2 separate regions of the Homo sapiens genome follow, and region 1 is linked to region 2. A link is a contact called in ENCODE Hi-C or POLR2A ChIA-PET data. All regions are on one chromosome and are shown on one strand. The core of a region is the stretch at or near the end of the contact, and the rest is flanking DNA. Distances in the headings are between cores, read along the strand shown. Region 1 overlaps OLA1 (Obg like ATPase 1). Region 2 overlaps SP3 (Sp3 transcription factor).

What was found. Hi-C counts contacts between places; a loop is a spot of excess contacts on that map. ChIA-PET counts read pairs that join two places held with the same protein, here RNA polymerase II (POLR2A). Pooled maps may share reads with other maps.
Region 1: a pooled map shows a loop between it and region 2 (12-fold over the local background). The contact joins two enhancer-like sites. A Hi-C loop is called at or near these places in 1 of 50 pooled maps. POLR2A ChIA-PET finds 5 or more read pairs at or near these places in 3 of 52 experiments (OCI-LY7, PC-9 and T-cell).

The regions. Positions count from the first base shown.
Region 1 is chr2:174,118,061-174,121,884 of GRCh38, forward strand. The region is part of intron 7 of OLA1 (Obg like ATPase 1); the gene reads right to left. Among named protein-coding and RNA genes, the nearest start is that of LINC01960, 95 kb to the left of the region's middle. RefSeq lists an enhancer at 2,756-3,824. Within about 2 kb of position 2,496, at least 4 of the 41 ENCODE cell types and tissues checked have a DNase peak (open chromatin) inside an H3K27ac peak, as active enhancers do.
Region 2 is chr2:173,938,533-173,942,380 of GRCh38, forward strand. All of the region lies in intron 4 of SP3 (Sp3 transcription factor), which reads right to left. Among named protein-coding and RNA genes, the nearest start is that of SP3, 25 kb to the right of the region's middle. RefSeq lists an enhancer at 1,541-1,680. Within about 2 kb of position 1,860, at least 5 of the 41 ENCODE cell types and tissues checked have a DNase peak (open chromatin) inside an H3K27ac peak, as active enhancers do.

The DNA of each region.
Region 1 (3,824 bases), core at 1,246-3,745, 180 kb after region 2:
ACAGCCGGAGAAGGAGGAAGAGAGCAAAGGTGTAGGTGCTACACACTTTTAAACAACCAGATCTCATGAGAACTCACTCATTATCACGAGAACAGCAAGAAGGAAATCCACCCCTGCGGTCCAATCGTCTCATACCAGGCCCCTCCTCCAACACTGGGAATTATAATTCAACATGAGATTCGGGCAGAGACAAAAATCCAAACCATATCAACTCCGGTTGTAAAAGTGTAGCTCATCCCAACTCAGTGTTTTGGTAACAAAATATGACTCAGAGATCCTTAATCTCTAGTGCAGATTTTTAAGGGGATTGTTTTTGAATTATTCAACAAAGTGAGTAGGGTAGGGAAGCAAAGAAATTCTTTGTGTAGATGAATCATTTGTAATTTGAAGAACACTGGATAGCTATAAACCAAACTTTATATTTCATTTCCTAGAACATAGATGTGTGTACATGTATAGAGAATATATATTTTAATTTCACATGACAGAATCCTAAGGAACACTTAATTTTTTAAAAAGTACTTATAAACCTTTTAATCTGTGGAAGCTAGAAAAAATTTTATATAACTTTTCCTGTTTATGTGGAGTGAAATTCTTCAGCTAGTTTGAAAAAGATGAAAGTCCTGACATATTTGATAAATTACATCACTCACAAATCAGTAAGTCAGCAGATGGTGCTAATGAAGATTACAACGGGCACTCCCAAATGTATCACTTTCTTGAATTCAGTGAACCATCTGGCAAATAGAAATCATTGGCTATAAATAGTATTGCAAAAAATACAAACAGGCCAAGGGAAATTCCTAATATGCATAGGGTCAGTAGCATTATGTTCATATAAAAAAAGTGCTTTCGTATATAATTATCTCTTTCATAAGAAACCAGAAGTGCACTACTGTATTGTTATCTCTCGATAAGAATATGAAATTGTCGAAAGAATATTCAAAACCCATTTAATGAAAACCAAATAGGAATTCACAAATATTATTACATGTAAAAATATATTCAAATGCAAAAGTACATTTGACCAAAAAAGAAAAAAAAAAAAGATTCCTGAATGGGCAAAGGTTTTTCCCCATCCCCACTTCTTTCAGCCTTCCATCTCCTGTAATAAAAAGATCATTTTTCTTTATCATATTCTTTTTAATTCTAAAGATTCTGATCAGAGAAAGAAATAATCAATTCCACAAAATTCATTCACCAAAAAATTATTTGAAATCCTAATTCATAGTATAAATAATACTGTTAACAATAAGCTTTATCATAATACAAAGTAATCTTTCCAAAGCAGAATGTCTGTGTTATATTTCTAGCTTAAATGATCTTGTCAGAAACTGATGACCTCCTACAATAGTTCTATAGAAATAGTTTTTTATATTTATATGCATATATGTGTTTGTATATATATGCACACATACAGAAATAGAAAATTGTGTGTCAAAAATATACACACTTCCACCTACATATACACTTACTGAGATATAGTAGCTGTAATTTTTATAGGCAGCTCAAGAAATCAAGAAAATATATTTATTCCATGATTCCCCCCAAACCAAGCACATAATGTGTAGTATCCCCAAACTATTTTTAGTTGTTATGTACAAATTATGTGGAAAACTAATGAACACATAAAGATGGGAAAGGGGAAGGAACTGAATCATGGTATAATAAGAATAATAAAACATTTTTCTATTTAAAATGCATTTAGTGAACTTGACACATTGCCCTTCATTATTAAACAACTTAAAAGACTTTCCAAGTATTTGTCTACCTATCTTGAATCAATTTCATCACTCAGATTAATTGACTCATATAATATTACCCAAAAGGTAATGTTAAATGACTACAAGCCCACCAGGGCATATGAAAATGTGTGTATAACACACACACACACAAACACACACACACACACACACACAGTCTGCGTATCTAAAAGTTTAGTTATATTTTCCAGTTGAACATAAATATGTAGTATAATAAATAATAAAATATAATTATCCTTTATTAACAGTTTCAAGAAAGGTAGGATCACAAAAATGAAACATAATTGATGGCTGGTAGGTGTAAAAAATATGTAAAATTAGTTTATTCTACTGATTTCATAATTGGATGGCATATTCTACTAACAGAGCAGCAAGGGTGCAAAGATTGAAATTTAAACCCCTAATTAAGCAGTAGTTTGACAGTTCTAATGTCCTGTACCTGCTTGACACCATGACTCAGTAAGCAATCTCAAATGAAAATTAATACCGTCTATAGTATAATCTTAGTTATAAGTAACAGCTGATCGTGTTTAGAAAATGAAAACCTCAAGTGTTCAAAAATGCTTGTGCTCACCAAAAACAACAAAAACTTCTATATAGTTTTACTCATTCAAGAAACAGCAATTTGTAATAATAAAAAATGGTTTGTGGATTCACTTACAACATCTTGATTACTGTCATTTGATCATAACACAACTGCAACCAACCCGGCTGCCATGTCAGCTTCTCTTCAGGGGCTAGGTCTTTAGTCATAAATCAATGAAATGACTAATTCAATGACTAATGCTTGCAGCCATTCCAGTTTTTGCATCTCACAAAATGTCAATATAGCTACTCAATAACACAATAGACTTATCTTTCAAAATGCTTCCTTCTTTTCTAGGGTTGAAAAATAACACATTACCATTTACATTTAGGGTGAACTTCAGTAACTAAAGTGTTCAATACTTCTGAAATGGTGACCTGCTAAAATAACAACAGTTTTAGTCTCCTCTTGTGGCCAAAGTCACAAACCTCTCCTCTCCTCTTTCTTGATGGTTTAAAATAGTTTTCCAGATCTAAAAGACCCATGAAAGTATTTATTACTGTTTCCTGCATCAGTCTTATTTGCTATAGTAACATTACATGTTAATCTTAAAAAACAAAAACTTTTTCTTTTGCTAAAGAAGCAACTAATAATGCAAATGGAGCTTAGATGTAAACATTACCAAAAAACAAGATGCTAACACAATTAAAAGGATTTAGTAGTTAAAATGGATTTTAACTATTTACATCTGCTTTCAGTGTTATAAATGATGAAAACCTAGTGTTCATATCCCTCATAATAAAAATTTATTCTGCACTTTAATACAAAGGCTATGTTGCATAAACAGAGAGGATTTAAAGCTGTAGCAGAGTGGCTGAATGAAAGGAAAATGGCAATCTTTCTGGCTCCAGTAGATGCCATTCCCTATCACACAATATTTCCCACTCATAAATATATGACAAATACTTCCTCAATCATTTTTTACGAGCAGGGATGCACAGGGGGTAGTCAATGGCTAGCTTGAGGGAAAATAGGAACAGCAGGCGGCAGAAACTGTACAGAAAATGGCTATGTGGTAAATTCTCTTCTGGAACATCATTCAGTTACCCAGTCTTTGATCTTTCAGCTACAATTACACTAACTTCCACAAGATCTGGATCCCTCCCAACCCTCCCCCCAAGACATACACACACCAACCCCAAGCCAGATCATTAGTTATACATAAAACCTATTAAGATTTGGTTTTATAAAATAGGATCATTCATACCTCTACATTATTATAAATTAAAATTTGCTATTTAGACAAGGGTTTACTTTCAATTGGCTATAACCATGTCATCATCACAACTGGTCTCACAAAAAACATGGGGTGTCTGGCGACAGCTAAATCACAGACTGGCGTCTCCTAAGCAGTCTGTCTACCATTAGGGTCTGGGAAATGGTATTTACTATACAATTAGAGCCAGGGAGTTCTACCTGTAATCATCCAAATACAGGTGTGAGAAGTCCCTTTGGGCAAGGAAACTGACTCATCC
Region 2 (3,848 bases), core at 610-3,109:
TTATTCTGTATCTATTATTGGCATCTCTTCATTTTATCCATCAAAAAAAAGAATGCAGAAAAAAAAAAGATGAGTAAGCAATGACTGCCCAATCCCAAAACAAGAAATACATGTTAGCTATAATACAAGACAAAGGACAAGTGCTATTAAACAAGCGGTAATTCAAAGGTGGCAAGAAGAAGGGAAGGCTGCGGGATAAGGCAGTATCTGGGCTAAGTCTTGAAAGATGTCAACCTGAAGGTTACTCCACTATTCCTGTTTCTAAAGTGCTGTGGGGTTCAATGTTAATATACCATTTATCACATTATACTAGAATCATGTGCATGTCTGTCTAACCCAATGATTCTTAAGGGGGAGATGAAGAACTGTCCTCCAGGGGACATCTGGCAATGTGTGAAGCCATTTTTTTTATTATCACAACTGCCTGGGGTACAGAGTGCTACCAGCATCTAGTGGGTAAGTCAGGAATGCTCCTCAACATCCTACAATGCAGAGGACAGCCCCAAAACAAAGAATCATCAGGCCCAAAATATCAACAGTGCAGAGGTTGAGAAATCATAGTCTAACTTGTTAGATTATGAGCACCTTTAGTGCAAGAATTATCATATTCATCTTTGTAATTCCAGTATCTGGCATGCACAGCAAGAGCGCTGTAAGTTATCTGTAGACTCAACAGACCTCAATTTAAAGGTAATGGAAGAGCCAGTAAAGACTTTACAGAAAGCAACATGATCTGTGTTTAGGGAAAATGACTGATACCAAAATGATGTATTGGAACAGTTTCTAGTATCTTACAAAATTTAAAATGCACATATTCTCCAACCTTGGGATTGTGCTTTCAGATGTATATGCTTCAGATATGCATACTTTAACAAAAGAAATGACACATCTGTATAAGGATATCTACTGCAGCATTTTTGAAATAAGATTAAAAATTTTTGTGACATCTGGCCAGGCACGGTGGCTCATGCCTGTAATCCCAGCACTTTGGGAGGCCGAGGCAGGTAGATCACCTGAGGTCAGGAGTTTGATAACAGCCTGGCCAACATGGTGAAACACTGTCTCTACTAAAAATACAAAAAATTAGCCAGGTGTGGTGGCATGGGCCTGTAGTCCCAGCTACTCAGGAGGCTGAGGCAGGAAGATCACTTGAGCCAGAGAGGCGGAAGTTGTAGTGAGCCAAGATTGCGCCACTGCACTCCAGCCTGAGCAACAGAGCAAGACTCCAACTCAAAAAAAAAAAAAAAAAAGTTACACTGATTTTGGGGGAGGAATTAAAAAGATTAAAAATGTAAAAATTTTTTTTAAAAATAAATTTTTGTTAATGCACCAGAAAGGAGGGGGCATGGAAAATGGAAGTTGTTTTTTAAGAGAGAGTCACCCAGGCTGGAGTGCAATGACTCAATCATAACTCACTGTAGGCTTGACCTCCTGGGTTCAATCAATCCTCCCATCTCCGCCTCTCTGAGCAGACAGGACTATGGGCACACATTACTGTGACCAGCTAATTTTTTTTTGTTTTTTGGTAGAGGCAAGGTCTTGCTTGGTTGCCCAGACTGGTTTCAACTTCCTGGCTTCAAGCAATTCTCCCAGCCTCAGCCTCCCAAAGTGCTGGGATTATGCCACCACACTCAGCCTAGATTAGATGTCTTAATAGTAGTCTAGGACAGCGGTCCCCAACCTTTTTGGCACCAGGGACCAGTTTCATGGAAGACAATTTTACTGCTGACAAGGGAGATGGTTTCAGGGTGAAACTGTTCCACTCACTCAGATCATTAGGTATTAGATTTTTCATAAGGAGCTTGCAACCTAGATCCCTCGCATGTGCAATTCACAATAGGGTTCGGGCTCCTATGAGAATCTAATGCTGCTGTTGATGTGACAGGAGGCGGAGCTCAGCCAGTCATGCTTATCGCCCACTGCTTACTTTTTGCACTGTGGCCTTGGCACCCGGGGGTGCAAGACCCCTGGTCTAGGAGACCAGTAAGAGCCAAACTAACAAACTGAGAATGGAGAGGATGAACAGATAACAAAAATATGGCAGAAACAGAACAAAAAGGACTTGGAACTTTCCACCAGGAAACAGAAGATTGAAGTTTGCATGTGTGCCCAGCAGCTAAAGGTAGCTGGAGAAAAAACACAACTGTGCTAATTATTCAAGCAGGCACCCAGTACTGCTGCAATTCTACATCTCACATTTCACTTTCCAATTCTCAGATGACCACTTCATACCTTCTTCCTTCTCAAACTTCCTAACACCTGGCCCTCTCACCCATCTTAGCTTGTTTCTTATCACAAAAGGAAATAAGGAATAATCTGACAAGAATTATCTTATCTTCCAATCAACATATCTGTATCTCTGAATGTCTATCCAATGCCCTTTCCCTGTTATAATGACCCCTACTCCTGTGTCCAACCCTTAAACCTGTGTCCTGTGTTTCACCTTGCTTGTTTTCTTAAAACATCCCTCTCTCATCCTCTTTCATACTTTCTCTCCTCTATCATTAATTTGTGGCGAGATTCTTAGAAAACCAACCTCCTCAACCAGGTCCACCTCCAGCTACCACCTATTTCAATGTTGCTCACAACACGAGTAAAAAAAAAAAAAAAAAAAAAGTCTGTAATTACTCTCACTAAATCCTCTTCACCTTTTAAATCATTCTACTCATGCTTTCCTCCCCAGCACTCTTAATGAAACCACTTGTTAAAAGTCACCAACAATCATTATCTTACTAAATCCAATATCCCGTTCTCTCTCATCTTATGTACCCTCCACAATATATGAATAGATAATGCTAGGCATGGTGGCTCATGCCTGTAATCCCAGCACTTTGGGAGGCTAAGGCAGGTGGATAACGTGAGACCAGGAGTTCGAGACCAGCCTGGTCAACGTGGCAAAACCCCATCTCTTCTAAAAATTACAAAAAATTAGCCAGACATGGCAGCACACATGTGCAGTCCCAGCTACTTGGGAAGCTGTGGTGGTAAGGTCACCTGAGCCCGGAAGGTCCAGGCCAGTGATCATGCCACTGCACTCCAGCCTGGGTGATAGTTGAGACCCTGCCTAAAAAAAAGAAAAGAAAGGGATAAGCATTCCCTCCTCCTTTCTTAAGTAATTTACACACTTGGCTTCCAGAATATACTTGGCTTTCATGGAAGCTCCTTCTGTTTCCTTTGCTAGCTCTTCCTCTACTTCTCACCCTCTATATGTTGGGAATGCCCTAGGACTCATTCCTAAGGCTTTCCCTCAATTTTGGATACTTAAGTTTCAGTTCCTGAATTTCTATTTGGTTATTTTACAAATCTGCAGTGTCATTTCTGTTACAGTCTCCAACTCTGTTAAAATTTTTTCAAGCTTGGCTTGTATTCCCTAGACCACAGTAAGTAGTTTTTAGTCTATTTCCATTGTTTCTGCTGGTTCTCATTCACGGTATCTTACCTTCTCATATGCCTGGTGGGTTACATTTGATTCTGTGCCAGACCCTGCATTTAAAAAGTCTAGAATAGTAACTTGAGGCTCAGAATATGATTTCCCAAGTTCTTCTCTATGTATATTCTTTCTCTACTAAGTTAGAAATTCTTAAACCAGCTGCACTTCAAAATCACTTTGGGATTTTTACAACACAACTTTCCTGGTTTCATGCAGAGCAATTAAACTAGAATTGGGAGGAGGATGAACACAAGTTGTTGGCACTTCTAGAAAGTTCTCTGTGAGATCCTACAATGCAGTCAAAAGTTGGGGCCGGGAGCAGTGGCTCACAAGGCCTGTAAGCCTGTAATCCCAGCACTTTGGGAGGCCGAGGCAGGTGGATCACTTGAGGTCAGAAGTTCAAGACCAGCCTGGCCAG